3 separate regions of the Homo sapiens genome follow, and all the other regions are linked to region 1. A link is a loop called in an ENCODE intact Hi-C map of the cell type or tissue named here. Cell type or tissue: mammary epithelial cell. All regions are shown on one strand.

The links. Hi-C counts contacts between places; a loop is a spot of excess contacts. Peaks named below come from ENCODE experiments on the same cell type or tissue, not always from the same donor. Only the 100,000 strongest peaks of a DNase experiment are listed, where the experiment ranks them.
Region 2: it touches region 1 in a loop (7-fold over the local background); 23 of 110 quality-filtered maps call a loop at or near these places.
Region 3: a loop joins it to region 1, with 2.9 times the contacts of the local background. A loop is called at or near these places in 2 of 110 quality-filtered maps.

What each region holds. Positions count from the first base shown.
Region 1 is chr2:232,603,154-232,611,153 of GRCh38, forward strand. LOC105373929 (a long non-coding RNA gene) reads right to left here. Exons shown (of 5, transcript NR_187951.1): 2 at 7,579-7,646. It also overlaps a transcript of EFHD1 not described here. Among named protein-coding and RNA genes, the nearest start is that of EFHD1, 26 kb to the right of the region's middle. RefSeq lists enhancers at 2,673-2,722, 2,763-2,932. In mammary epithelial cell, CTCF peaks have their summits at 2,818 (motif pointing right) and 3,145 (motif pointing right); a DNase peak (open chromatin) is centred at 3,128; H3K4me3 peaks cover 714 bases; H3K27ac peaks cover 336 bases.
Region 2 is chr2:232,694,055-232,702,054 of GRCh38, forward strand. It overlaps GIGYF2 (GRB10 interacting GYF protein 2), which reads left to right and starts at 3,277. Exons shown (of 29, transcript NM_001103146.3): 1 at 3,277-3,338. RefSeq lists enhancers at 3,084-3,780, 3,781-4,475 and silencers at 3,130-3,219, 3,250-3,579. In mammary epithelial cell, no CTCF peak of the experiment used is centred here; DNase peaks (open chromatin) are centred at 3,117 and 3,707; H3K4me3 peaks cover 2,500 bases; H3K27ac peaks cover 2,581 bases.
Region 3 is chr2:232,741,303-232,749,302 of GRCh38, forward strand. GIGYF2 (GRB10 interacting GYF protein 2) reads left to right here. Exons shown (of 29, transcript NM_001103146.3): 4 at 6,313-6,442; 5 at 7,685-7,780. Among named protein-coding and RNA genes, the nearest start is that of KCNJ13, 31 kb to the right of the region's middle. In mammary epithelial cell, no CTCF peak of the experiment used is centred here; no DNase peak of the experiment used is centred here.

The DNA.
Region 1 (8,000 bases):
TCCTACTGCACTCTCAACAATACAAAATCTTCTATGACCTCGGGTTATCAAGAAATGTGTGTGAATTTCTCCCCACCAAAAACCAATCAATTGGCTGGGTGTGGCAGCTCACCCTTGTAATCCCAGCATTTTGGGAGGCTGAGGTGGGAGGATTGCTTGAACCCAGAAGCTTGAGACCAGCCTGGGCAACAAAGTGAGACCCCATCTCTATTAAAAAAAAAAAAAAGAAGAAAGAAGAAGAAGAAGAAGAAGAAGAGGAGGAGGAGGAGGAGGTGGAAGGAGGAAGGAGGAAGGAAGAAGAAGAGGAGGAGGAAAGAGGAGGAAGGAGGAGGAGGAAGAAAGAAGAGGAAGAAGAAGAAATGAAGAAGAAAGAAGGAAGAGGAGGAGGAGAAGGAGGAAGAGAAGAAGAAAAACTACTAAGTTTTCTTCCCCCTCGCTCTCCTCGGATGACAATGCTTTGGCTTTTGTGAGACTTTTGTTTTATTTCGTTTTGTGGAGAGGCTGGTGGCTCTGAGTTTTTTGGCTTTAAATCATGATAATTGTTGCCTCTCCCTTTCCCAGTCATTACACTACTTTATTTTTGTGTGTCATTGCGTTGGCCACAATATCCAGAAAAAAATGTCAAATGATTGCAGTGCCACTGGGATTTATTCCTTGTAGACTGAACTTCAGTGCTTCTAGGATTTCCTACAGCTACCTAGAGAGGATTCTTCTTCATATTCACTCAAGGAATCATTCTACTGCTAATTTACCCAAAGTTTCTATCAGGGGTGGATGTTGACCTTCATCAGATGCTTCTTCATAGGTACCAAATGATCTTTTCCTTTAAAAAGACAGTTTCCTGTCCCCTTCTATCTTTTATTCGTCTTACCCTTCACTGATTTCTCCTTTCTCAGCTAAAAACAGCTGCTCGCGGCCACCTCCTTCCTTCTTGATTTTCTTCCCTCTCCAGCCTCTGAAATGAACGCTCTGGGGCAGCAGACACCACTCTTTTGCCACCGCTCTCTCCTGGAGCCTCCAGCCCACCCTGCCGGGTTCTGCATCGTCCGTGGCCTGGAGAACACCCGTCTCACTCTCATTTCAGGGTGGGTCTCCTGATCTCCTGCCTGGGCCGTGGGTCAGATCCTCCCCTCTCTGCTCCTCCATCTCATGCCAACAAGACCTCAGGTGGTCGTCTTCTGTGGTACCCAGGCTCTTGTCTCTCTCCCTACCCTACCTGCCCAGTAGACACGAGACTTCACTGTCACCCCACATTCAACATTCAGGGTCTGAAACACGGCTCATCCTCTTCCCTTCTCTTCCAGCTTCCCACTTCCCACAGCTCAGCAAGATGGGGAAACACACATGCCTGGGGCCAGGAGCCTGAGGCCTCTTTTTCTCCCTAAGTCCTGGCACTGACACCACGCTTCCCACAGTGCCCTTCCCCTTCAGGCCCAGCAGGCTCTTCCGAGTACATAAGCTCATTCAAGCCTTCCCAGCCCTGATAGCCAGATCATTGTGGTCCCATTTTACAGATAAGGAAGCACCTTACCAGCCTAGGCGTCTAGTAGGCGCAGAGGCCAGGAAGGAGGTGCCCCAGCCGACCCCGCCTCCAGGGCTGGCCGGTTCCAGCGTCTTCTCACCACCTTTGCTTTCTTCCCCAGAGGTGATGGAGTCAGACACCCAGATGCTATGCCAGAGCCCCCTGTCTTAGTGGGATGTTAAAGAATTAGGGGCCAGGCCGCGTGCAGTGGCTCACATCTGTAATCCCAGCATTTTGGGAGGCTGAGGTGGGTGGATCACCTGAGGTCAGGAGTGCGAGACCAGCCTGACCTATATGGTGAAACCCTGTCTCTGCTAAAAATACAAAAAAATTAGCCAGGCGTGGCAGCACGCACCTGTAATCCCAGCTACTCGGGAAGCTGAGGCAGGAGAATCTCTTGAACCTGGGAGGCAGAGGTTGCAACTGAGCCGAGATCATGCCACTGCACTCTAGCCTGGGCGACAGAGGGAGACTCCGTCAAAAAAAAAAAAAGAGGCCGGGTGTGGTGGCTCACGCCAGTAATCCCAGCACTTTGGGAGGCCGAGGCGGGTGGATCACGAGGTCAGGAGTTTGAGACCAACCTGACCAACATGGTGAAACCCCGTCTCTACTAAAAATACAAAAATTAGCCGGGCGTGGTGGCATGGGTCTGTAATCCCAGCTACTCAGGAGGCTGAGGCAGGAGAATTGCTTGAATCCAGGAGGCGGAGGTTGCAGTGAGCCAAGATTGCGCTACGGCACTCCAGCCTGGGCAACAGAGCGAGACTCTGTCTAAAAAAAAAAAAAAGAGAGAGAGAGAGAGGGAGGGCGGGAGGGAGGGAGGGAAGGATTAGAAACCAAGTGATCAGACAGTTTGCTCTGTGGCCCCCCAGCTTCCTCTCGCCGTAAGGACGTGGCTCCTCAGTACCAGAAAAACATTGCTGAATGAATAATGCTGTGGGTATGATATTCGGTTCGGGGCCGGGTGCGGTGGCTCACGCCTGTAATCCCAACACTTTAGGAGGCCAAGGTGGGAGGATCACTTGAGGTCAGGAATTCGAGACTAGCTTGGCCAACATGGTGAAACCCCATTTCTGCTAAAAATACAAAAATGAGCTGGGTGTGGTGATGCGCGCCTGTAATCCCAGTTACTCTGGAGGCTGAGGCAGGATAATCGCTTGAACCCGGGAGGCGTAGGTTGCAGTGAACCGAGATTGCGCCACTGCACTCCAGCCTGGCCGACAGAGCGAGACTCCATATCAAAAAAAAAAAAAAAAAAAATCGGTTCTGAGCAAATTTCGAGTCACTGACAAGGCGGCGGTATCCAGCAGAGGGCGCGCCAGGCGCCAGCACCAGGCCCGAGGACGCCTGGCTCATCCCCAGGCCGGCTTCCGAGAGCCCCGCTAAGTGCAGGCGGATACCCCGGCCTTGGCGGCTGCTTGCCTTTCTCCGTACTGTCCCTGTGAAGGCCAAGATCTGTAACGCTGACAGTCCCCAGACATACGATGGGAGAGTTGCAGTAAGTGCTCTTTAAATCCCCTTTCACCCTTGAGAGTCTACGATTTTCGACGTTTTCCAGGCGATTTTTACTCTGGTCCAGAATAGGTGCGCGGTAATTCCTGGCTTTCGCCACCGGAGGGCACTCCCGGCCCTCGCTTCCCTGCCCCGCGCACGGTCTGCGATCGGCTGGGCTTTTAAGCCTTCTCCGCGCCGGCTGGTCTCCCAGAGAATCTAAACTCGAAACTCTTGAGAGACACCCCAGCCTGCAGCAATCCCAGGGTGTGCTGAAGTCCCCATCGTCCTCCCCTGGAATGTCAGTGAATGAGGAAGGTTTCTTTTTTTACTCACCGCCATCCTCCGCTCCCAGTCGTGGGTAGACCCGGCGCTGGGGCTGGGGGACCCTGAGCAGGTTCCTCACCTGCACCGACCCTCATCTTTAAAGTTGGGGTGCGACCGGGCGCGGTGGCTCAGCCTGTAATCCCAGCACTTTGGGAGGCTGAGGCGGGCGGATCACAAGGTCAGGAGATCGAGACCATCCTGTGGATGGTGAAACCCCGTCTCTACTAAAAAAAAAAAAAAAAAAAAATTAGCCGGGCGTGGTGGCGGGCGCCTGTGGTCCCAGCTACTGGGGAGGCTGAGGTAGGAGAATGCCGTGAACCCGGGAGGCGGAACTTGCAGTGAGCTGAGATTGCGCCACTGCACTCCAGCCTGGGCGACAGAGCGAGACTCCGTCTCAAAAAAATAAAATAAAATAAAAATTAAAAAAAAATAAAGTTGGGGTGCACGGAATGGGCCTCAGTGGCACACCCCAATCTGGAGACACATCATAACTTTTTTTTTTTCTTATTATGTTTTTTCTTTTGAGACGGTCTGGCTCTGTCGCCCAGGCTGCAGTGGCGCGATCACGGCTCACTACAACGTCCACCTCCCGGGCTAAAGCGATTCTCCCACCTCAGCCTCCCGAAGTGCTGGGACTACAGGTCCAGGCCACCACGTCTGGCCCATTTTATTTCTAAATGGCTCATGCCTGTAATTCCAGCACTTTGGGAAGCCAGGGCAGTCGGATCACTTGAGCCCAGGATTTTGACACCAGCCTGGGCAACATAGTGAGATCCTATCTGTACAAAAGATTTAAAAATTAGCCGGTCGGGCTGGGCGCGGTGGCTCAGGCCTGTAATCTCAGCACTTTGGGGGGCCGAGGCGGGTGGGGATCACCTGAGGTCAGGAGTTCAAGACCAGCCTGGCCAACATGGTGAAGCCCCGTCTCTCCTAAAAATTAAAAAAAAAAAAAAAGCCTGGCGTGGTAGCAGGCAACTGTTACCCCAGATACTCGGGAGGCTGAGGCAGGAGAATCACTTGAACCTGGGAGGCGGAGGCTGCACTTAGCCGAGATCGCACCACTGTACTCCACCCTGGGTAACAGAGCGAGAATGTCTCAAAAAAAAAAAAAAATTAGCTGGGTGTAGTGCCATGCGCTTATAGTCCCAACTAATCAGGAGACTGAGGTGAGAGAATAGCTTAAGCCCAGCATCAAGGCTGCAGTGAGCTGTGATTGGGCCACTGCACTCCAGCCTGGGCAACAGAGCAAGACCCTATCTCAAAAAAAAAGGAAAGAAAATACAGGCTAAAATTTTTTTTTTTTTTAATTTAAGGTTAGGGCCAGGCGTGGTGGCTCACGCCTATGATCCCAGCACTTTGAGAGGCCAAGTCGGGAGGACAGCTTGAGTCCAGGAGTTCTAGACCAGCCTGGGCAACACAGCAAGACCCTGTCTCTATTTTTTTTAATTAATTAATTAAAAGTCAAATAAAATGAATTGAAGGTAACCACTAACAAGATAATATGGAACTACAGTCCTCAGTATCTGAGGAGGCACTGGTTCTAGGACTCCCATACCAAATCCATGGAATCAAGTCCCTTATATAAATTGCTGTAGGCCGGGCGTGGTGGCTCATGCCTGTAATCCCAGCACTTTGGGAGGCCAAGGCAGGTGGTTCACTTGAAGTCAGGAGTTCAAGACTAGCCTGGCCAACATGGTGAAACCCCGTCTCTACTAAAAATACAAAAATTAGCCTGGCGTGGTGGTGCACATCTGTAATCCCAGCTACTTAGGAGGCTGAGGTGGGAGAATCACTTGAATCCGGGAGGCGGAGGTTGCAGTGAGTCAAGATTGGGTCACTGCACTCCAGCCTGAGCGAGACTTCATCTCAAAATAAATAAATAAATGAATTGGTGTAGTATTTGCATATAACCTACATATACTTAAATCATCTTTAGATTACTTATAATACCTAATACAATGTAAATGCTATGTAGATAGTTGTCCTGCTGTATTGTTTTTTATTTGTATGATTTTTATTGTTATATTTTTTCCTGAATATTTTTGATCTATGGTTGGTTGAATCCCATGGGAATGGGGAGCCAATTGTACTTGGGAAAAAGAGAAGAAAACACTTGATCAGCATTGCAAAGAGAGGGAAAGAAAAACCAGAAAACAGCCGGGCCCAGTGGCTCACGCCTGTAATGCCAGCACTTTGAGAGGCGGAGGCGGGCGGAAAATGAGGTCAGGAGTTCAAGACCAGCCTGGCCAATATGGTGAAACCCCGTCTATACTAAAAAGTACAAAAATTAGCTGGGTGTGGTGGCTCATGCCGGTGGTCCCAGCTACTCAGGAGGCTGAGGCAAGAGAATCGCTTGAACCCAGGAGGCTGAGGTTACAGTAAGCCGGGATCGCGCCACTGCACTCCAGCCTGGCAACAGAGCAAGACTCCATCTCAAAAAATAAAATAAAATACAATGAAAAAGCATTTTGAAACATATCACTATCACAATACATTTGAATGGATGAATCTCTTCTATTACAAGACCAAAAAAATGTTTAAAACATGAGATGCATAAGTTCTTTTTTTTTTTTTTTTTTTTTTTTAGATGGAGTCTTGCTCTGTCACCCAGGCTGGAGTGAAGTGGTGCAATCTCGGCTCACTGCACCCTCTGCCTCCTGGGTTCAGGTGATTCTCCTGTCTCAGCCTCCCGAGTTATTGGGATTACAGGCGCCCACCACCATGCCCGGCTAATTTTTTATATTTTTAGTAGAGACAGGGTTTCGCCATGTTGGCCAGGCTGGTCTTGAACTCCTGACCTCAGGTGATCTGCCTGCTTCAGCCTCCCAAGGTGCTGGGATTACAGGCATGAGCCACTGCACCCAGCCAAGATGCATGAGTTCTTAAAGTGAAAATGAAGTGTTTGCAAACATAGTCTGATCAGGGAAGGCAAGGTCAAGTGAAATATAAATTTTCACTTCAATTATTTGTTAGTTCCTTCCTTTATCATTTTGTTGCAGTGCCTAAGTGTGCCAGGCATGGTGTTGGGTACCAGGGATTCAGAGATGAATTGACTAAAGCCCCCCTAAGTGGCCCCCCAGTAGGAAGGATATCTGTCTTGACCAGAGTTAAACCCAGAGACAGCCAAGGAGGAAGTCTCGGCCTCCTCACCTGAGCCACACTCAGCCTCTTCCACTCCCAAAGGCCTCCTGCTCCTTCACCTTCAGCCCAGCCCAGGCATCTCCCTTGATGCAAGACTCACCCAAGATGAGACGGAAACAGTCCCGACACACAATCAATCCTCACCTTTCTGGCCTTACCTTTTGGCACACAACACAAAAACTCCAGGTGTGCCCTGAGGCCTCTGCAGGGACCCGGCCAGGGGAGTGGTGGCTGAAGCTCCTCCGGGTCTCCTTTCTCAGAGGAGAGAGTAACGTGGGAGAAGCACCGTTTGCCTTTGATACTTACCAAGGTCACTGTGGTTGCTCCCTGTGGAATGACAGGGGCAGCGTCCCCAAAACACTGGCTCCTTCTCCAACCCTCACACATGCATTAAACCCCAAAGGTGAAAGGAGAGGGCTCAGGGCACAGCGCCTGTCCCGCCACATACCAGGAGGGGCTGGGTAGTCCTTGTGGGTTCTCCAAAGCCCGAGTTGGGGAAATGGGGACCCTTCAGACAGGGTTGCCTGTGTCTGTCCCTGTTTGTTTATATCACAGCAGGTTTGTTCTGCAAGGCTGAGGCCCCAGGCCCACCTGCCATCAGCTCCTTGTGGAGGTTGGGTGTGGGAGTGCCCCTCTGGGGACGGAAAGCCCTCCCATCCCTGAGGCTGGGCCTATCTGGGGAGTAGGGGCAGGTGAGCTCCTCCAGCCACTGAGGAGAGAGGGCCTGGTCAGGACCCTGCCCCTGTCATTCCACAGGGAGCAACACACAGGTCTCTAATAAAAACACAAAATTCGCCAGGTGTGGTGGCACATGCCTGTAATCTCAGCTACTCAGGAGGCTGAGGCAGGAGAATCACTTGAACCCAGGAGGCGGAGCTTGCAATGAGATAGCACCACTGCACTCCAGCCTGGGCGACAGAGTGAGACTCCGTCCCCCCGCCCCGAAAAAATATACTGGGCTGGCAGGGCATGGTGGCTCACGCCTGTAATCCCAACACTTTGGGAACCTGAGGCAGGTGGATTGCTTGTGCTCAGGAGTGCGAGACCACCCTGGGCAACATGGCAAAACTACGTTTCTGTAAAAATTAAAAAATTACCTGGGTGTGGTGGCATGCGCCTGTAGTCGCGGCTACTCAGGAGGCTGAGGTGGGAGGATCATCTGAGCCTGGGGATGTCAAGGCTGCTGTGAGGCATGATCGCACCACACACTCCAGCCTGGGTGACAGAGCAAGACCTGACTAAAAGAAAATACTGACATTAAGCTGGGCACAGTGGCTCACGCCTGTAATCTCAGCACTTTGGGAGGCACAGGCGGAAAGATCGCTTGAGGCCATGAGTTCGAGATCAGCCTGGGAAACATAATGAGACCTCATCTCTACAAATTTTATTTTTACTTAGCCAGGCGTGGTGGTGTGCACCCATCGTCCTAGATACTCAGGAGGCTGAGATGAGGGGATCCCTTGAGCCCAGAAGGTTGAGGCTGCAGTGAGCTATGATTGTATTACTGCATTCTGGCCTG
Region 2 (8,000 bases), 91 kb after region 1:
TGGAGTGCAGTGGCACACAATCTCAGTTCACTGTAACCTCTGCTTCCCAGGCTCGAGTGATCCTCCCACCTCAGCCTCCCAAGTAGCTGGAACTACAGTTCTACATTATCATGCTCAGCTACTTTTTTTTGTATTTTTAGTAGAGATGGGGTTTCACCATGTTGGCCAGGCTGGTCTTGAACTCCTGAACTCAGGTGATCTGACTGCCTCAGCCTCCCAAAGTGCTGGTATTACAGGCGTGAGCCATCGTGCCTGGCCACTTGTATATATTTGTCTCAAGTTGCAGAACTGTGCACTAAAAGTGCTAAATTTTATTGTGTGCAAATTATATCTTAATTTAAAAAATATATGTATAGGCAATGTACAGGTGGCATGGCATCAGAGAGGTGGCATGACAAGTTGGTTAGGGACATGGGTTCTACAATTTGCCAGCCTGGGCTTGGAAATCCTGGTTGAGATTTGGATATGGTAAGCACTTCTCTCAGAAGCCTGGTTGGATTGCTCCATAGCGCTCTTACTAGGATCACATGAGACAGTGCAAGGAAAGTTTTTAATGGGGTGGTCAGTACATAACAAGTATTAGTATTACTTTTTTCCTTAAAAATAACAGCTCAAGGGGTAAATTCTTTGGTCTAATGGAGGCACAGAGGCAGTAACACATGGACTGGCAGGAGTTGCAGGTTGGGGAGAAGTGGGTAAGTGTTGGGAACGGCATTGCAGCAGGATGGAACAGCATGTGCAAAGGCTAAAACATAATGTCATGTTTACGAATCTTTTAACATGGGCCTATCTGGAGCACTTAGTTCAGGGGGAAGATCAAGGAGAAGAGAACAACATGGATGATGGGTAGAGTTCTTTTTGATTGTTTGTTTTAGATACAGGGTCTTGCTCTTTTGCCCAGGCTGGAGTGCAGTGGCATGATCATAGCTCATTGTAGCTTTGTATTCCTGGGCTGGTGATCCTCAGCCTCCCAAGTAGCTAGGACTGCAGGTGCACGCCACCACGCCTGGCTAATTATTATGTATTTATTTTTTTTTAGAAATGGGATCTCTCTATGTTTTCCCAAGCTATGGGGGTAGAATTCTGCAGAATGGGACTGTGAAGGGCTCCTTTGAGTTTCTGTATTTCTAACAAGTCTCCACGTGATGTTGATGCTACTGTACCACTTTGAGCGGTAAGGGTATAAAAGTCAAGGGAAGAAAGTGTTTCAGAAGGCCGGGAGCGGTGGCTCATGTCTGTAATCCCAGCACTTTGGGAGGCCGAGGTGGGCGGATCACCTGAGGTCGGGAGTTCAAGACCAGCCTGATCAATATGGAGAAACCCCGTCTCTACTAAAAATACAAAATTAGCCGGGCGTGGTGGCATATGCCTGTAATCTCAGTTACTTGGGAGGGTGAGGCAGGAGAATCGCTTGAACCTGGGAGGCGGAGGTTGCGGTGAGCGGAGATCACGCCATTGCACTCCAGCCTGGGCAACAAGAGCGAAACTGTCTCAAAAATAAATAAATAAATAAATAAAGTGTTTCAGAAAGTAGGAAGAGGCCAATCATATTGAAGACAGGGAAACACGAAGTCAAGATGAGGACTGAAAGACTCCAGTTATCAACCTGTAGGATGGGGTGTTCTTAGGGCAAGCAATAGGCAGATAGGAAAGGACAGAAGCCACATCGGTGTGGTTGATGATTGCATGCCAGGTGTGGAAATGGAGAAAGTGCATATAAACAATTCTTTGGTGCAGCTTGGCTTTGAAAGGGAACAGGGTCGCAGGAGGGAGAATTGGTGTTTTTGATTGTTTGTTTGTTTATTTGTTTTTTTCGAGACGGATTTTCACTCTTGTTGCCCAGGCTGGCGTGCAGTGGCGCGATCTTGGCTCACCGCAATCTCAGCATCCCGGGTTCAAGCGATTCTCCTGCCTCAGCTACCCAAGTAGCTGGGATTACAGGCATGCGCCACCACGCTCGGCTAATTTTGTATTTTTAGTAGAGACGGGGTTTCTCCATGTTGGTCAGGCTGGTCTCAAACTCCCAACCTCAGGTGATCCGCCGCCTCGGCCTCCCAAAGTGCTGGGATTACAGGCGTGAGCCACTGCCCGGCCGAGAATTGGAGGTTTTTGTTTTTGTTTTAGACGGAGTCTTGCTCTGTCGCCAGGCTGGAGTGCAGTGGCGCGATATCGGCTCACTGCAACGTCTGCCTCCCCAGTTCAAGCGATTCTCCTGCCTCAGCCTCCCGACTAGCTGCGACTGCAGGTGCGTGCCACCACGCCCGGCTACATTTTTTTTTGTATTTTTAGTAGAGACGGGATTTCACCGTGTTAGCCAGGATGGTCTGGTCTCGATCTCCTGACCTCGTGATCCGCCCACCTCCGCCTCCCAAAGTGCTGAGATTACAGGTGTGAGCCACTGCGCCCGGCATGAGAATTGGAGTTTTTAACATTCCATTTTAAGATGGGAGACACAAGTAATCTTTAAAGCTGACAGGAAGGATCCTGTAGGAAGGAAGAAGTTGGAGACACAGGCAAGAATGGGATGCCTAAGGATAGAGTTGCTAGATTTAGCAAACACAGGACGCCCAATTAAATTTGAATTTCAGAAAAACAACGAACAATTTTTCAGTGTGTGCCCCAAATATTGCTGGGTGTCTTGTATTTTATCTGTCAATTCCAAAATAGTTCATCTCTAGGTAAAAGGGTTATAGCCCCAGATGTCCTAGGAAGGAATCAGAGCTCTCAAGTCCTTTCCAGCTGTCCCAGTACAACACTCTGAAATGAATTCCCAGTTCTACCAGAACTGTTAACAAGTAGAGAAACTGCTTTGAATTTCAGCTTTTGCGGCTTTCCCATTCGCTCTAGGATGGCAACTGCGAAGAAAAATGCCGGACTAAAAGCTGTGGAAAAGTTCTAATTTGGAAAACCAGCCCGCAAGTGATGCAGAGGCTTTTGAACTGCAAAAGAGCTCTGGGCGTACAGGACAGTGAGTCACACGGTGCCTGGTCCGGGCCCAACCCTGGACACCAACACCACTCAACTCAAGGGCAGGTACCCGGCTGCTGCCAAGGGGTCAGCGGGAGCCTGCGCACTGCCACGGCCCCGCCCTCTTCCAACCTTTCATCCGGGTCTCGGGCAGGGGCGTGTCTGGGCAGAGGGGCGGGTGGTGGCGGAAAGGAAGGATGTCGTGGGAGACTGGAGAGTGGGGAGGGAAGCGGGAAGGGGCGGGGGCGGAGCAGGGGGCGTGGCGGAGCGGGAGCGCGGTCACGTGACGTGCGTGGCGACGTGTCGGCCATCTTGTGTTGTTGAGGCTGAGGACTGACTGGGGTTCTGAGACTCCCTGTCCCGGACCGCAGGTAACCAGCCGTTCCGTGTCGCTCCCCTGCCCGGCTCTGCTCCGCGCCCCGGCCCCGCCGCCGCGTCCCGGGCCGCCTGTGTCTCCGGTCCGCGTTCGCGCCCCTGCTCCTCCTGCCCGAGCTGGCCCGGCCGCATGGACACCCACAGGCCGCTCCGGCCGGCTTGGGCCGTCAGGCGACGGGACAGGTCAGGTGCAGGGCCGGAGGGAGCCTCCTCCTGGGCGAGGGGCGCTGAGGGCCCTGGCGCGTCACGGCCGCGAGGAGCCGAGAAGCCCCTAGGCCAGGGCCTCTTGGCATTGCGAGGGGAGCCGAACAAGGCAGGAGGGTTGTGGGGTGGGCAGTGTCAGGCCGGCTTGCTCGGAGCTGGAGGGCTCGCCTTCCTCTGCTTGCTTCTCCGCGCCAGACACCCGCCCAGTCTCGGGGTGGCCCGGTAACAGCTGCTGCGGCCAGACAGCTGCTCCTGCCGGCTCTCCTGTCCACACCTGGTCCCTGGGAGGTGCGCTCCTGCCTTCCCCACAGAGCATCTGGACGGAGGAGACTCCTTCCGTGGCGAGAGTACTGGGTCTGGACCAGGCCTGAGGCGAGGTGCAGCCACCATGATCGGAACCTTGGGACCGAGGCTGGGAAACTAGAGCCCATGGCAGCCTTGGGGACCCAAATGTTCACATCAGGTTGAAATGGGCATTATCCTTAAGTGTCAGTTTCCAAAAGCACTCTGAATACTTGTTTTGCGACTGAAACATAAATCAAGCGAACAGGGAATGGGGGCATGAAAGAAGCGGAGCGTATGACCGTGTTTGGGAAGCAATAACGTTGTTTTGCAGTTAATTATTTAGTACTGTGTTTTTTATTTTGTTGTTTTCGTTTTCCTGCAAGTCAAAGCACTTAAACACACGTAGTCTCTCTGTAAGAAAGGTAAGTATTCCAGTTTAACTTGCAAGAAATTGAGTATGGGGCTAGAAGCTGTGAACAGCTTCCTTTCTAGAGCTACATACATTGAATTAAGGCAGTTTTGATTCCCAATGTTGTGCCTGGGGAAGGTATTCTTTCTTTATATAGTATGTCCTTTTTAGAATCAAATGACTTCCTAGATTAGAAAAAAAAATTCTGTCATTCTTTCTGTACATTAATTTTGCTCCTTCTAATATTTGTAGCTTTGGCCTTATTTTGTCCATTTTGCCTAGAACACAAATACTTTCTCTTATTCATTGATGGTTTTACGTGTTTTACTAGTTGGTGTAGCAGTTTCTGATGTGCTCAAACTGGAATATGTACTTGGCTTTTACATCAGATGTTGACAACAGAAGAGGACACTAGAAAAGTATTTAAAAGTGGCACGTAACTGGAAAAATGTCACATGATGTTTCTTTCGAAATTTAACATCAAGGAATACACTGGTGATGGTAGTGCTTCACCAGAAAGGAGAGGGCTTCATGACTTTTTGGTACCTGACAGCATTTGAGACTCTTGAGGTTTGGGAGGGAGAAGGAACCATGTGCTTCCATTCATTTGTTTATTCATTCATACATTCATTTATTTGACAGATACCCTGTTGAGCACTTACTACACTGTTAAGTACTGGGAGCAAAACAGACCAAACAATTCCTGTCTGTATGGAATTCATTTCTAGACAGATAAATAGGTAAAATACTTGATGTAGTGGTAAGCGATGTGAAAGAAAAAAATGAGTCAGGGAGATAGAATAATAGGGGTTTGGGGAGGGGTTAATTTTAAGTGCCCTGAGAAGGCCTCATGGAGAAGCTAACACTGGAGGAAAAACCCAACAGAGGTGAAGGTGCTGTTTCTTTAGCTATACTGGGGTAAAAGTGCTCTAGGCTAGGGAGCAGCAAGAGCAAAGACCCGGAGACAAAAGCTTAGGAGCGATTCAGGAGTAGACTGGGAAAAGCATGGAGGCTAGCCTAGGCTGAGAGGCTAGGGTGAGTGGGAGACTGGTGGGAGATGTGTGTACTTACTGTTTGGTACTAAGATGAGATGGATTATTTGCTATCCTGAATTCTTTTTTCTTATCTCTTGTGATTCTTGGAAAGGGAAATCAGATTCTGGAAATTTGGGCCAGCAGCCAGCCTCCCCAACCCCCTTAACTCCCATCCCCATCCGCTAATTTGGAAAAATTTAGGATGCTCAGTATTTCAGGAAATTATAATGAATTATCTTTCTCAAAAGTAAACGTTTTAAAATGAGATTGATGATAAACTGCTTGAAAGTACTTTTCAAAAGCAATTGCTTTACAAGAAGGAGGCTCTTTGGAGATTTCAGGATATTTGAAAATGTAGGGAAATTAGAAATTTTCCTTTCACATTTAGACACATGATTAAGGAACATACCAGGAAGAAAGGTGGAAACAATGTATTAACTCAAATTATCCTTAATCTGGTTAGTAAAGAATTTTTCTTAATACTGTGCTGTCCAGCCCGGAGACTCTTCCTCTAATTCATGTGTATATCCTTCACATTTTACACGTGTAGAACTTTTTGTGCTGAGTTTTTTATTCCTCCACTTTTACCTTTCAGACTAGTTGTCTAGTCTGATACTTAATAGACATATTTTTTTGCAAAAAACATTTTCTGATTTCCTTCCAGTTTATCTCCATATTCTTTTTACTGAGCTTTCATAAATGTCCTCTTTCATTTTAGTTCAGCTGAGGAATTTTAATATTTTGGTTTTGAAATGCTTTTGCTGGTGAGATGCATATGTGAAAAACACTTTGGAGTAGGTTTGCCTCAAAATCATGAGAAGATGGAAATTACAAGGTCAGTGTGTGAATGCAACTCCTTGGCTAAAAGGGAGGCATAGTGATGGTAGTGATGAGGTAGTGTTTTAACTAATTGCCTTTCTTCCTCTTGTTTTTCTATTGTGTTTTTGAAATGACATTTCCAAATTATGTCTTTGATGTCATATCAGCTCATTTGTTTTCATGACTCTGCATTTTAATACTCCATATTGTCTCTTCTCTTTTTGTTGACCTTCACATTGGAAGATGACACTGTTGATAGTGATTGCTATCTGGGAGAACCTTTTTGGGTAAAAAGATTACTACTGTCGCTTTTATGATTGCCCTTCTGTAGGATCTTTGACTTGTGCCATTTTCAAATTTTGACTTTGTTTGCAGTTCTCCATTAGCTCCTGCTGATTAAATTTCCCATACTTTCTGTTTTATTCTATTTCTTATAGATTATAGTGGGACCAGTCTCATTAGGTTGAATCTACAGCCTATGTTGGTGTTAACCCAGGTCTCTTAGAGGCAAGTTAAATGTCCATTTTCCTTCAGTTTAAATTACCATGGCATATTGTTTGGTCATTGTTGTAACAGTCTGAACTCAAGCTTTTTTTCACTGCTTGATTCCCACTAGGGTTTTGTGGTGATAAAGTCCTATGGTTTTTGCATGGGAGAGTATTTAAGAATAAAAGGAAAAATATATAAAATGAAAAAGAAATAGAAGTTTAAAATAAGATAAAAAAGTCCTAGAGTTTCCATTCATTTTTAATACTTTGAAAAATTACATCTCTTTAAAACTAGAGATTTTTATTTCATGTATAAACTTGCTTATAGTTAGCATTGCAGTGTTTCTTGACCAAATATTGTTTTTACATTTTATTCATGCTCTCAGATGAATGAGAAATATACTAAATTAATTATGTAGGAATGTAAAGTGATACCTTTATTGAATTGCCTATAGTTTTGTGTGAGGTTGAAAGCAGAAAGAGGTTTGAAAAACAAAGAATGTTCTCTTAATTGACCAAACTTCATTTTATAAAGGTATTTCAAAGTATTACATACTTCCCTACTTTAAGTAAATAAGGAACACAATTTTATATTTTCTTGTTAACTATGGGGTTTCATTAAGCTTAATTATTATTATTATTTGAGATGGAATCTCACTGTGTTGCTCAGGCTACAGTGCAGCGGCCTGATCTTGGCTCACTACAGCCTGTGATAGAGCAAGACCCTGTCTCCTGGGGGTTTGGGGTTGCAGTGAGCCGTGATTGCACCGCTGCGCTCCAGCCTAGGTGATAGAGCAAGACTTTCTCCAAAAAAGACAGGGTCTTGCTCTGTCACCTAGGCTGGAGGGCAGCGGTGCAATCACCACTGACTGTAACCTCAATCTCCCAGGCTCAAGCCATCCTCCCACCTCAGCCTCCTAAGTAACTGGGATTATAGGTCCATGCCACCACATCTGGCCAATATTTTTTGTAGAGATGGGGTCTCACTATGTTGCCTAGGCTGGTCTTAAACCTCTGGTCTCAAGTGATACTCCCGCTTCAGCTTCCCAAAGTGTTGAGATTATAGGCATGAGCCACTGTGCCCCACCAAGAATGCAATTTGAGAAAGTCACATCCACTTCTGATTTAATTTTGCAAAAAAAGTAGCCATGTTATAATGTCCAAAGGTCATCCAACTTTACCCACTGAACTGTGTAATTTTTTAAGGGCAGGAGGAAAGGGAAGAAGAAATGGATAATAAACTCTTCTTTGGCTGGGTGCAGTAGTTTACACCTATAATCCCGGCACTTTGGGAGGCTGAGGTAGGAGGATCACTTGAGCCATGAGACCAGCCGGGGCAACAGAGAGAGACCCCCATCTCTAAAAAAGATTTTTAAAAAATTAGCTGAGTATGGTGGTGCACGCCTGTAGTCACAGCTA
Region 3 (8,000 bases), 140 kb after region 1:
AATTTTATCTCTACAGTATCTCTGGAATCTGTTCATTTCTCTGAATCTCTATTGCTATCACCTTAGTGAAAGTTGCCACCATTTCTAACATAAATTTTTGCACCAGTGGCCTACTGATGTTTCCTGGCTTCCTTTTTTTTTTTTCTTTTTTTTTGTTTGAAATGGAATCTCACTCTGTCACCCAAGCTGCGGTGCAGTGGTGTGATCTCGGCTCACTGCAACTTCTGCTTCCTGAGTTCAAGCGATTCTCCTGCTTCAGGCTCCCAAGTAGCTGGGACTATAGGCATGCATCACCACGCCTGACTAATACTTGTATTTTTTAGTAGAGATGGAGCTTTACCATATTGGCCAGGCTGGTCTTGAATTCCTGACCTCAAGTGATCTGCCCTCCTTGGCCTCCTACAGTGTTGGGATTACAGATGTGAGCCACTGTGCCTGGCCCCTGGCTTCCATTTTTGTCTTCTATTTGTTTTCCTCACAGCAGGCAGAGTAATCTTAAAATGTAAATTAGATCAAGACTTCTCTAAAATCCTTCAATATCTCTATGTCCACTTATATGACTTTATTATATTCTTCTACTAGCCTCTTAGTTTCATGAAGGCTGGACAGGAACTTGTGTTTAGCAAGGCCTTGAGGATCTCAAATTCTCTTTTTCCCTCCCTTCCTCCGACTCTCTTTCCAGCTCTCCTTATTCTTCCTTTCTCCTTCCCACTTAACATCTCCTTCCTAGCACCTCTCTCTACCCTGTTGGTGAAAAAGATTAGGAAGAATATTCCTGATAGCAGAAAGGACGTGTGTGAACATAAGGCAAGGAACTGATTTAAGAGAGGAACTTCATGATGCATAATGTTTACCTTTATTATGTGAAGTGTGGGAGATAAGAGCTTGGAGGCAGCCCTTCTGTTAACAAGGCTTGGGTTTTATTGGTCATTGTGTGCCAGTGAAAAAAGAATTGGGGCTGGGCGCAGTGGCTCACCCCTATAATCCCAACACTTTGGGAGACTGAGGCGGGTGGATCACCTGAGGTCAGGAGTTCAAGACCAGCCTGACAAATATGGGGAAACCCCATCTCTACTAAAAATACAAAAATTAGCCAGGTGTGGTGGCGTGTGCCTGTAATCCCAACTACGCAGGAGGCTGAGGCAGGAGAACTGCTTAAACCTGGGAGGTGGAGGTTGCAGTGAGCTGAGCTGAGCTGAGATAGTGCCACTGCACTCCAGCCTGGGTAACAGAGTGAGCCTCTGTCTCAAAAATAAATAAATAAATAAATAGTTCTTAGTAACGTAGGAGATTAAGACTAGTAAAATCGTTCAGGATGCATTTGCAGCAGTCCAGGTGGGAAATAAAAGTGTGAATAAAAATTAGGTTAGTTGGATCAGGGGAAGACTTGAGAGACTGAGGATTTAAAACTAATAGGACATGGTAATTGGGTATGAGAGATGGTAGAAGGTGAGGAGTAAAGTATGAATCCCAGATTTTTAATCCAGTGGCTGATTAGATTGGGATGTCCTTAACTATGTTTGAGAATATGGGCAGTGAATGGGTTGGATGAATAAGTTGATGAGTAGGGTTAGGGTTTTGGGCATATTGAACCTGATGGGCTTTACATGGTTGTGTATGAAAGCCTGACTATAGGAGAGGTCACAGCTGGACTTGAGAATCACAAGCTTACATAGAAGTGCCTTTTGACTCCCACACCTTCACACATTGTTTATTGACTATCCAAATTGCTTTCATAAGCTGAAGTTTGGATTTTGGACAACACTTACCAAGCGAAGATTTTGGGAGTATCATGGGGCTTTGGGGGGCCTGCTGCTGCCACTTATTTACTACCCATGGTAGAATTGGCAGTGTTGAGGTTATTGATGAACAGTGCAGGAGCTAGTGGAGTGGCAGGAGAAACCAGGCACACTGCGTTTTGAAGTGACTGAGAAGCGAGGAAGTAGAGATGTTTCTAGATGAAGAGGAAAGATGAACAGTGCATAGCTAGAAGGGAAATGGCTGTATCAAAAGTTTTAAACAAATGAGGAGATATGTTTAGAGACAGACGAAAGCACATAGGGATTAAATTTCTAGAAGAGAGGGTTGTATGGAGGAGATAAAGATCATATGTGGATTTTTTTAACTTTTAGGTTCGGGGGTACATGTGAAGGTTATGTAGGTAAACTTGTGTCAATGGGGGTTTGTTGTACAGATTATTTCATCACCCAAGTGTTACACCGAGTACCCAGTGGTTTTTCGTGCTCCTCTCCCTCCTCCTGCCTTCCACCCCCAAGTAGACCCCAGTGTCTATCATTCCCTTCTTTGTGTTCATGAGTTCTCAGGTGGATTTTTAGTGAAGAATATTACCCAAATATGTTTTAGCTTTTCTAAGTATCTGCAGGTGAAGAGGGACTTGGAATTGAATTTGTCGATTATTGAATCATAGTACAGCCATTATCCTAACTCAGGCAACTGTCTTTTAGTTTGAGTTACTGCCAGTTTGCCTCAGTTTCTTTTCATAGCACCTGAAGGAAATCTCTGATTGTGTTATTGTGTTATTTTTGTATTTTTTATTTTTTGGAGACAGAGTCTCACTCTCAGCCAAGGTGGAATGCAGTGTTGCGATCATGGCTCACTGCAGCCTCTACCTCCTGAGGCTCAAGCGATCTTCCCACCTCAGCCTTCCAAATAGCTGGGACTACAGGCGTGCACCACCATGCTCTGCTAATTTTTTTTATTTTTGGAGAGACAGGATCTCACTGTGTTGCCTGGACTGGTCTCAAACTCCTGGTCTCAAGTGATCCACCTGCCTCAACCTCCCAAAGTGCTGGGATTACAAGCATGGGCTACTGCACCTGGCCTGTGTTACTCTTAATAAATCTGGTGACTATAAGAAATGTTTAGTCTTGGGCATTGGAAAACCATTGGTGATCCATTGGAAGGGACAGGGTGGTGAATACATTTGAAATCTTATTGTGAGCAGCAATTGAAGAAATTAGGAATGTTAGGCCATGAGAAGGAGTCTTTGGGGAGACATGGTGATTATTTGCCAATACCAGAATGATTTTCATTTGAAAGAGTGCTTAGATGTGTACTCCAGTGGTAGAAACTGTTGGGAAACATGTTGGTTTGGTGTTAAGGAAGATATTTTAAAACAAGTTCTAATAAAATATATGTATATTTTAAACTGGCTATTTTAAATAGGATTTTGAGACCTAATTGTTGGAAAGATTGTGTTTTTTTTTCTTTCTTTCTTTCTTTCTTTTTTTTTTTGAGACAGGGTCTTGCTTTGTCACCTAGGCTGGAGTGCAGTGGCTGTTCACTGCAGCCTTGACCTCCCAGGCTCGAGCAGTCCTCCCACCTCAGCCTCCTGAGTAGCTGGGACCAGAGGCATGAGCCACCATACCTGGCTAATTTTTGTATTTTTTGTCAAGATGGGGTTTCATCGTGTTGCCCAGGCTGGTCTTGAACTCTTGTACTGAAGTGATCCACACTCCTTAGCTTCCCAAGTGTTGGGATTACAAGTGTGAGCTAACCTGCAACCGGTCAATTGTGGTCTTTTTAGTAATAAAAACCTAGGTTTGAATCTTTGTTCTGCTGCCCGTGACTGTGGACAAGTTGTTTAACCCTTCAGCTTTATTTTTATCTGTTATGTTTGGGTTGTTGTGAAGGTTAAATTAGATTAAATGAGCTAGTTCACGTGTGAAATTTTCAGCTTCAGTGTTCAGTGGATATTAATTCCACTTCTTCAGTAAAGAGCCCAACTTTACAGGAATCTAATAAAAAGCAGTTTCTTGGAAGGTACTGGGGTAGTTCCTTTCTTCTTGGAAGGAGTGATTGGACCATTCCTTTGTGGGTATGTTGTTTGCTTACCTGGTTGTTTAACTTGTTTTATGGGGGTTGAACTAAATGACCTCCAAGCCCAAGAATATTTGCAAAGGAAACAGAGTAGCAGTGAGCAGTCCCAGAACCCAGGTTGTGGTATTTCTATAAATGAAAGTGAATCCAGGGCTCCCTGGAAATGATTGATTTCAGGTCTGAGGCAAGAAAAATACAAGATGAACCTGGAACATTCTGACATACCAGATAGAAAAGAAGCTGTTGAAGACTGCTAGGGTCATGTCAAAAGGACCCAGGAGCCAACCTGAAGAGTCTCCCACTCTTCAAAGATGAGACAGTTTGAACACTGTTAATAATTGCTGTGAATTGAAATATATTAATAAAATAATGTGTTACTGTTGGACACTGTTGGAAGGTGCAAGTGAACCTAGTCGTTATTTTGAAAACAAATAAGAATTAAGGCTTTTTCCCTCCTTTCTTGTATTAAGCAGTATTATTTGGTAACTATACCAGGTAGTATAAGAGGAAAATTTATCTTTGCAGAAGTATTCCAGCTAATACATAAGGGAGGAATGAAAGAATATAATCACTTACAACCTTAGTGAACTTAGGGAACCAAGCATTGATCATAAATTACTGCAAGTATCACAAACACGTCATCACAATGTGTGCCTCTTGATGGAATAACATACCACTACATACGAAGTATTGCCAAAAAAGAACCCAAATTGATGAAAATCTCAAAATCTCTATACTCAGTCACCAGTTTACATGAAATGCAAAAGACAGAAAAATGTTTAATTATATCATGGATAAAATCAGCAAAACCCAGACTTTAAAAAAATGTTTTGGGTCAGGCATGGTGGCTCATGCCTGTAATCTCAGCACTTCGAGAGGCCAAGGTGGGAGGATTGCTTGAGGCCCAGAGTTTGAGACTAGGTTGGGCAATATAGTGAGACCCTGTCTCTACAGAAAATACAAAAATTACACGGGAGTTTGTCATCTGCTTTTTGGTGCATTTATGAAAATACAAAAAATTTTCCACAATAAGTAAAAAAAAAAAATCCCACCCCAACAGTCTCACTTTACTAATGCATATTTTTTCTTTAAATATTACTTTATTCTTGTAAACACATTTTACTGTTTACTATGCATACGCTATTTTTAATAATGTGCACATATTTACTGTGTTTTACTTGGCCTTCATATTAATATTTAATGTGTCATAATTTAGTAGATTATTCCCTTCTTTTTTGCTTTGTGAATAAAGCTTAGCAGTTTTGGGCACATATTTCAATGCTTCTATTGAATTTTTCCTTAGTCTAAACTAGAATTAAAGTAGCTTGGTCCCTTTCATGCTTGATATCAGCTACTCCTGATGTTAGTTTTTCCACTTGCTGTCTGACACAGTGCTACAGTAGAATCTTACTCGCCATTTTTTGCTGAAGTTTTCTTCCCTTTTTCCCCATAAAAATATATTATTTTAAAATTAAACAAAATAGTCCCTTTTCCCCAAGTTCTGTTCTTTAGAGGCAACTTTTCTTATCAGTTTGGAGTATATTTTTTATTTGTCTTCTTAGCAGTACATGTAGTTTTCAATTTCTCTTTGTACTTTACTGCATTTTCAGATTCTCTACACTGACCATTAATTGCTTTTATTAAAAACGTTGTGAAATATTTCAGGCATATAAAAATATAAATTGTGATAAACACCCATGTATTCATTGGCAAGCTACAAAAATAAAACATTGTAGGTACAATTAAAGCTGCCTTTATAATCTTAATCTTTTGCAGATATAACCTTATTCTAAATGTTGTATTTGTCAATTTCATGTTTGTTTCTATGCTTTTGCTGCAGTTTGTATGTCTTGAAACAGTATAAACCTAGCTGCAGGTTTATGCATTTTATATAAAAATTATCATTACTATAGGCTGTGTTTTGATTTTTCTTTTGTATAGCATACTTTATTAAATATTTTAGCTATTACCAAATTGCCAAATAGATAATTAAATAATTAGCTATTATCAAATCATTCTTTGAAGTGATTATTTCAGTTTATAATACCACAAACACTACTTGAAAGTTTCCATTGTTTTACATCCTTACCAACACCTGGTATTATCAGACTTATTAAGTTTTATGAATCTAGTGAGTGTAAGGTAGTATCTCACTTTTGTTTTAATCATATGCGCCTTTTAAAATTTGGAAAAATGTGTCCCTTTTTCATTCTCTAAGCTTCTGGGGGACATAGCCGTGATGCCTTTTAAGTTAAGGAATTGCCACATGGTTGTCTAGTTATCTCTCAATAAACTGCCCTTTTAGCGTGCCATGACAAAAGATTGTATTAAAGCTAAAGTCTGATACTTTGAGATAGTAGGATTTCTTTTTGCTCTTCTAAAGAACTAAAATGAATTTTTTTTGACAGTGTATAGTATAAAAAGTCTGTAGCACCAGAATGTTTGACATATTCTCTGTCTTTTCTATTCTAGGCTCCGAGCTCTGTCCAGTGGTGGGAGTATTACATCCCCTCCTCTTTCTCCAGCATTGCCGAAGTATAAATTAGCAGATTATCGTTACGGCAGAGAAGAAATGTTAGCACTTTTCCTTAAAGACAACAAGGTAAGAAAGTAGGAAAAGAGTTCAAAATTGTGAATGAGACTTTGGGATATATACCATGATGTACTGATACATGAAAACTGATTTATTTTACTAATGTATTGACCCATGCCTTTCCACCTTAACTGTTTCCCTGCTTTGAAGCCTGCAATAGTTAACAGAGGATCTTCTAAGTGTTATCACACACTATATTTTAGGCAGCTTCATGGAAACAGGAGAGTAGTCAGCACTTACTGCCTTCTCTAGCTAACTTCCTCTTAACCCCCCTTTCATGTCTATTTGTATCCTAGTTCAGTGGCTAAGAAATGAAGAATTTTTCCTTTCTCTTTATTGTACCTCTTATCCTACTTGCCACTTAAAAATAAAGAGCCAACAGGAGGAGCACCTTCGGCTATATAAAATTTTCAGTGGAGACAAAACCTTAAAATGTAACACTACATTTGTGTCACTTAGATCAAAACTGAAACAGTGTAAAATATACTTTTGTTATGACTTTTATCTTACTCACTGACTAGTAAGAAATAATATTTTGTATTTTTTCCCAATATACTTTTTTTTTGAGACAGAGTCTGGCTCAGTCACCCAGGCTGGAGTGCAGTGGCGTGATCTCATCTCACTGCAACCTCTGCAACCCAGGTTCAGGTGATTCTTGTGCCTCAGCCTCCTGAGTAGCTGGGATTATAGATATGCGTTCCCACGCTTGGCTAATTTTTTTGTATTTTTGGTAGAGATGGGATTTCACCATGTTGGCCAGGCTGGTCTCCAACTTCTGCCCTCAAGTGATCTGCCTGCCTTGGCCTCCAAAAGTGCTGGGATTACAGGCGTGAGCCACAATGCCCCACCTCCAGTATACTTTGTTTTTCAGTGATCGAGAATTTCAGATTTTAATGATGGTTGCTAAGGACACATACAGTTGCTTATAAAACTCTCCTTATCATCTTCTGCTTTGCATTTAATGTAGAGACTTTTATTCCTCTACTTTGTGCTCTGGTATAGCAGAGTTAGTGCTAAATCCAAAAGTGGCAATCACTTGAGAAGCTGGGGAGTATTGACTGGGGTTTTTAATATTGACTCTCTCAAAATGTATAAGGACTATAGAAGTCAATTATGGCTGAATAAGCATTAATCTGTATTTATAATAATCAACAATAAATAGAAGAGTATTCTTTCTTGGATTTATCTTCTTGTATTTCTTCTTATTGCAGAAATAGCATTAATCTCATAATCATGTGTTTGGTCCTACAGATACCTTCAGACCTTCTGGATAAAGAATTTCTGCCTATCCTCCAGGAGGAACCCCTTCCACCATTGGCTCTGGTACCCTTTACAGAAGAAGAACAGGTTTGTGATTAGCTCTGAGCCCCAGCAAACTCTTATTCTTTTCCTGCTAAGGCATGAAAATAGGAAGTTACTATTTATGCTCTAAGGATTATCCTGCATCCTCATAGGTCTGCTTTCTTCTATTTCTTGGTATGTTGATGCTTATTAGTTGACTAGATTTTGCTGTAGTATCTGTAGCTTTTGAGTATTATTTGGAAACGTTTGTAGATCCTTAAGGACA